Regions from separate parts of the Homo sapiens genome. Here region 2 is linked to region 1. Evidence: chromatin loops called from intact Hi-C (ENCODE). Cell type or tissue: PC-3. All regions are shown on one strand. Each heading gives the region's core, and the rest is flanking DNA. Links, peaks and the distances in the headings are about the cores only.

Region 1 (2,920 bases), core at 222-2,721:
CTCTTCATGTGCTTTGCTCGGTGACACGTACATTCCCAAGGCGTCTGCTACAGGGTCTCTTTAAGGGTCTCCCGACCCTTCAGTCCTGCCAGCTTCGCACTCTTCTCTGCCCCAGCTAGTCTCTGGCCTTGCACCCTGGGGCTCTTCTTGCCCCCTTCTCAGGGCTCAGTGTGCTCTACAGGATCCCACCCAGCAGTCCTCAGGCTGCAGTTTAATCAGGACGCTTCCAGCCTCCTTCCCACACTGTGGGGTCCTATTCTTAATTTTCTTTTTTTTTTTTTGTTTGAGGTGGGAGTCTTGCTCTGTCGCCCAGGCTGGAGTGCAGTGGCACAATCTTGGCTCACTGCAACCTCTGTTTCCTGGATTCAAGTGATTCTCTTGCCTCAGCCTCCTGAGCAGCTGGGACTACGTTGCACCACCATGCCTGGCTAATTTTTTGTATTTTTAGTAGAGATGGGGTTTCACCATGTTGGCCAGGCTGGTCTCGAACTCCTGACCTCAGGTGATCCACCCGCCTTGATCTCCCAAAGTGCTGGGATTACAGGCATGAACCACCGCGTTTGGCCCCTATTCTTAGTTTTATAAATTAATGGGATGATAAAAGCAGCAGCGTAGGACTTGGAAACTGACTTGTTTAAACTAACACAGTTGGCAGATAAAGTAACTTAACCTGAAGGAGCACTTCAAGTGGTTGGGATTTCTGGCACCATGATTGACCAGTTGAGGAAAATTCAGGCAGATGGGCTTTTCCGTGCCTGAAAAAGGCAACTCGATTTACTGGGAAGGAACTCCCCACCCCGACTTTGTGTAATAGTTTCCCCACGAAGAGCGCTCATGAGGATGAAGTGAAAGCGCGTTGCCCTTCTATTCCCTTCCTGTTCACTCTGCCCAGGTGGGCAGTTGCTGGGTCACAATAGTCTGCACTCTTAGCCTGTGTGGCTGTTCTCTGTGAACCCGCCCACCCACACCAGGTGGATGCTATTATTATTCCTGCATTGGAGCTGTGGAACGAGAGGCATTTGCCCTGGTCACATGGCCACTGAATGTGTGCATTTTGTTGGGGAGTTGGGGGGTCAGAGGCAGTATCTGAACCCAGGGTTTCTGATTCCAGACCATGGCCTCTATTGCTTCACTACACAAACGGCAACTCACACAGGCTCAATATTGGGCTGCTGGGCAGGATGACTGGCTAATGCCTTTTTCATGTGGTTGTAAAAGTTTTAATTTCTTTCCACATTCATTTATTTGACCTCTTAAAGCTGCCTCTGTGCAAACCCTTTAAAAGTGAAACATTTGTTCAAGAAATGAGTCACGATTGTTAGGAAGACAATGATGAACATATTAGGAGTGGGGCTCCCCCATTTGCAGAGCAATCTCCCATCCATTGAGGTGGTTTAGACTTTTGAGGGTGTTTTGGAGGGTGGGGGCAGTGGCCCCATGTGCTTACCTGGAAGCTTATGGTACTGATCACCCCTCTGGAGGGCCTGTCTGATAGGCAGGAAACTGCTCACAGATTTCTCCCTTCGCCCAACCAGGACCTGATTTTTACATGCCTGAAATATAAAGGACCACTCCCCTCTGCTGGACGAAGATAAATTTGCTTTTAACAGAGAAAAAATTTGTGACCGCTTCGCTCTCTAGTGGTCAACTAGGTAAAAGAGCTAGCAGTTCTACGTCACTTTACAAACTGAGGTATGAACCTCAGTTTTTGAGGTAGTTGCAAAAACTTTCAGTGAGCACCTACTATGTATAGGCACAATGCTAAATACCAGGGATATGAAGGTGAATAAGAGAGCACCAATATCAAATGTTTGTAGATTGCATCATATTGTAAATGTACGAGGACCACAGAATTTGAGAGATGGAGGGGAAGTTAGAGATGATCTGGCTTGTGTCCCTCTTTTTTTTTCCTAAGTTGAAAAACTGTGACCTAGAGAGATGAGATAATTTGCTTAAGATCACATGGCTGGTTCGGAAGAGGGGAAAAAAGGAGTGCTGATGAAATTCAGTGGAATGTCACCTTCTAATTTTTATCACCTATTATTTTGAAATAATTTTAGGCTTACAAAAGAGAAATAGTACAGAGAGTTCTTTGAAACTTCACCCAGCTTCCTCTAATGCTAACATCTTACACAACCATGGATTTACCAAAACTGACATTGGTGCAACATTATTATTATTATTGTTATTTATTTTTTGAGACAGTCTGGCTCTGTTGCCCAGGCTGGAGTGTAGTGATGCAATCTTGGATCACTGCAACCTCTGCCTCCCGGGTTCAAATGATTCTGCTGCCTCAGCCTCCCGAGTAGCTGGGATTGCAGGTGCACACCACCACGCCCAGCTAACTTGTATTTTTCTGTGTGTGTATGCGTGTGTGTGTGTGTGTGACTGACTTCCTTAAAACAGTAATGACTTACTGATAGTCAGCTATTGTACAGAAAGGGTATCACAAACCTCTTTGTCTTTTGGATCATGCCTCTGTTTTCAGAGCAGGTTGTTTTCCCAGGTGATTTTGATGACATCCCACCTGCAGCTTTTTAGATGTGTCCAAGTTGGGGACAATCCCGGCCTGTTCAACTGACCTGGATACAAAGGCTGTCAGGGCTGGCAGTGGTGCACCTTGAACCTTCTGCCACTCTTGCGTCTTGGATCTTGAGTTTCATTTCTATTTTTGTCGGGTATAGAGCATTCTTTGCTCTTGGTTGCCTAGTTTATCCAGAGAAGGACTTTGGGGCCAAAAGGACACAAATTCAAACATCAGTTTCCCCACCTAATTATGGGAGCTCAAGTTCTAAAATTCAACTGTTCTAAAATTCAGTTTCTTCCTTTGCAAGATGGGGACAATAATGGTCACCATGCAGAGTTGTTGAGGGATTAAATGTATCCAGTAATTGGCATAGCACCTCGTGTGCAGGAGGTG
Region 2 (2,920 bases), core at 193-2,692, 110 kb before region 1:
TTAAAAGATTAGATTCTCATATATACAAATTCATTGAACTTTATGCTTAGCTATATATCTCAAACCATTAAAAAATAAGTTCTCTTTTTCTTCACTCTAGGTAACAATAACTAAGCTATTTATTAAATGAACAAAATACTGTATCTTTTTCCTCTCTTCTGCACTATAACACTGATACTTATAAACACCCATGTTAATTCCTCCTGACTCAGCTTCCAGTCTACCATCTAGTACTATTCAGAATTTCACTGATTATGTTACAATTATTCATTCATATCCAAATCTCAAGTATTTGTTTTTTCCACCCTATTACACAAACGTTGAGCAGCATACAAGAATAAGACATAAGCCTTCCATTGAACTTGCATTTCTTGGTATTGGGTAACATGTTTATCACTGTCCACACAAAATGAGCAACATATAGTAACTTACTTGGCGTCCACACAGGGATGCAATCGTGATATTACGGAACTGTTTTGATGTTGAAACAGAAGTGGCCAGAAGATGTTTATTTTAATGGCATCGCAATAATCTTGCAGGACAGAAATTGGTTTACTACACCATATACTGCAGATGTCAAATTCTTAATTAAAAAAAAAGTTTAAAATTAATGTTTGTGCCTCATTTTTTTAATGAATCAACACTTAATAGTAAAAAGGCAAAAATGGATATGGAGAGGGAAGAAATGAATGAATGAAGTATTCTAGCCTGTTAAATGTTAAGAATATTTAAGTGCTGGCAAAAACTCTATTTTAACAAAGAAAAGTTCTGATTTCTAGTGAAAAACTAGTAAGAATACATTTTTAAAAGGCATATAAATCTGTTGTATTGCTATGACAGGATGGATGGACCTCCCTTTGTAGTCTTTCCATAAATTAACATTAAAAATACCAACGTACTCACCCAAATTCCTCTCACTTTGGATATAATCTTTATATTGCACACCCTAAAAAGAAGAAAATTATTTTGATTTGTGTCTAGTAAAATGTTCTTGATTTTTAATCTAAGGATTATCAGAACTAACCAAAGAACTTTCAGTGGGCATTTATTTATATGCTTCAAACACATCTTCAGCCAAAGAGTCTTAATTTGAGACCCGTTTTACAGTATTACCTGAGTTTGCTTCTATGGCTCTCCCCAAGAGCTTTTCTTATGCCCTGTCAGAAAACCACCTTTTGCCACCACTCATTCTCTGGCACTCCACAATCTTATTTTTGAGCCAGTGCTTACTTTCCCTTCTCAAATCAACTTTTCAACAGCATGTGTACCTCCCTGTCAAAACGCACGTACCACAAAAACATCTTTACTCAGATAGCCCTAAACCAGAAAACCTTCAATACACAATGTCAAAAATGAAAAATTAGCAAACCTACTTACCACCCCATCACAGTAAAGCTGAGTCACACGAACATAATCATTGCTCATAAATTCAGCAGCAAAGACACAATCATCCACGTGAGGGCAATCTTCTAACAAGGCATAATCCGCCACAGTGAAATCTCCCTCAGCAAAATTGTCCATGGTGCACAAGTCTAAGGAGACAACACAAACTCAAGTCAGTAATTAAATCATTTGAGATAACAGAAGAAAGTTTTCCTGGCTTCTATGGTATATTAGAAAAATACTTGGAACCTATGCCCAAGGAAATAACTCCTATCAGAACACTGAGCTCCGAAAGATTCTCGTCCCCATTCTGCTGACTTTTCCTCTCTCTCCAGATAATTTAATCTATTTCTTCCTTTCCTCAGGTTCACATATTCACCATCTCTACTCTAAGTTAACCTGTTTACATGTCTCCTTTAAATAGAGGATCATCAAGGGCATCTTATTTATCTTTGTATGTGCCTAGCACATGGTAAGCTCTCAAATAAGTGTTTGCTGAATGAAGAAAAGACATCTTCCTGTTGCTGCACTTGTACCCTACCTGCTTTTACTGCATTCTGTGAAATATGCCATTTCATCATACACAAACTGTTATATTCTCAATCTCCTGGCCTAACCTAAATCCTGACTCCACTGAGAACTTTCCTATCAACTGCTCATATTCTCCTATCCATCTCAGTGTGTTTCTGTCTTGGGCAAAGGAGTAGGGCTAGAGTGGTACAGGGTAAGTCTGCCAATCTCCTAACTCCCCAAGGCGGCATCCAGACCTTCCATCCTCCTATCGACTGCTGCTTCTAATGCTCTCACAACTACTGCAATACACAATCAGCACTGCTAAATCGCAAAAAGGAAAAAACCCTCACATTATCAAAAGCCATGTTTTAAAAATACGTATTTCAATGGGGGGCAAGGGGGATTGGTGGTAAAGTTTCAGACTAAGGGTTTTTTTTCCTGAAGAATCTTCAATAATAAGGATTTTTATAGTTATCAGAGAATAGCTACATAGGCCAAACATCACTGAAAAATGCACCATTTTATTACTTCTAGCTCTTGCCCATATAATGGCTTTCTTTTCCTATCATCACCAGCGCATCATAAACACTATTACTTGTACCTATCACTTCACCATTATTATCCTACTATTATTAGGATAAACCAAGTTTCTTCTTTCCAAAGCAAGAACACTACCAGTCCTTGAAGTTCAAATCTATTTATTTAATCAATCCATCTCATGATGTCCAATTTGCTGTATGAAAACTTCACAATATCACAAGTGAAGAATAATAACAATCTTCCTAGCAAACTATTTGTACTATGTGTCACATACTGTACCAAATGTTTTACATGCATTATTTCACTAATCTTCACAGCAATTCTTCTTAGCAGGCACAATTATCGTTATCTCCACTGTACAGATGGGAAAATGCTCACTTAAATCAAGTAATTTGCTCATGTCACCAAGCTAGGAAGGATTCAAATCCAGTCTTTAGTTGCCATAGCTTCTGCTCTCAAACACTCTCTTTTACTACATCTAATT

Evidence for each region. Hi-C counts contacts between places; a loop is a spot of excess contacts. Peaks named below come from ENCODE experiments on the same cell type or tissue, not always from the same donor. Only the 100,000 strongest peaks of a DNase experiment are listed, where the experiment ranks them.
Region 2: a loop joins it to region 1, with 6 times the contacts of the local background. A loop is called at or near these places in 39 of 110 quality-filtered maps.

What each region holds. Positions count from the first base shown.
Region 1 is chr21:36,975,860-36,978,779 of GRCh38, reverse strand. It overlaps a transcript of HLCS not described here. Among named protein-coding and RNA genes, the nearest start is that of HLCS, 11 kb to the right of the region's middle. In PC-3, for the core only: a CTCF peak has its summit at 1,596 (motif pointing left); a DNase peak (open chromatin) is centred at 1,569; H3K4me3 peaks cover 985 bases; H3K27ac peaks cover 1,365 bases.
Region 2 is chr21:37,085,859-37,088,778 of GRCh38, reverse strand. TTC3 (tetratricopeptide repeat domain 3) reads right to left here. Exons shown (of 46, transcript NM_001330683.2): 2 at 1,378-1,532; 3 at 904-946; 4 at 433-583. The coding sequence starts at 1,521. Among named protein-coding and RNA genes, the nearest start is that of TTC3, 14 kb to the right of the region's middle. In PC-3, for the core only: a CTCF peak has its summit at 1,459; a DNase peak (open chromatin) is centred at 1,448.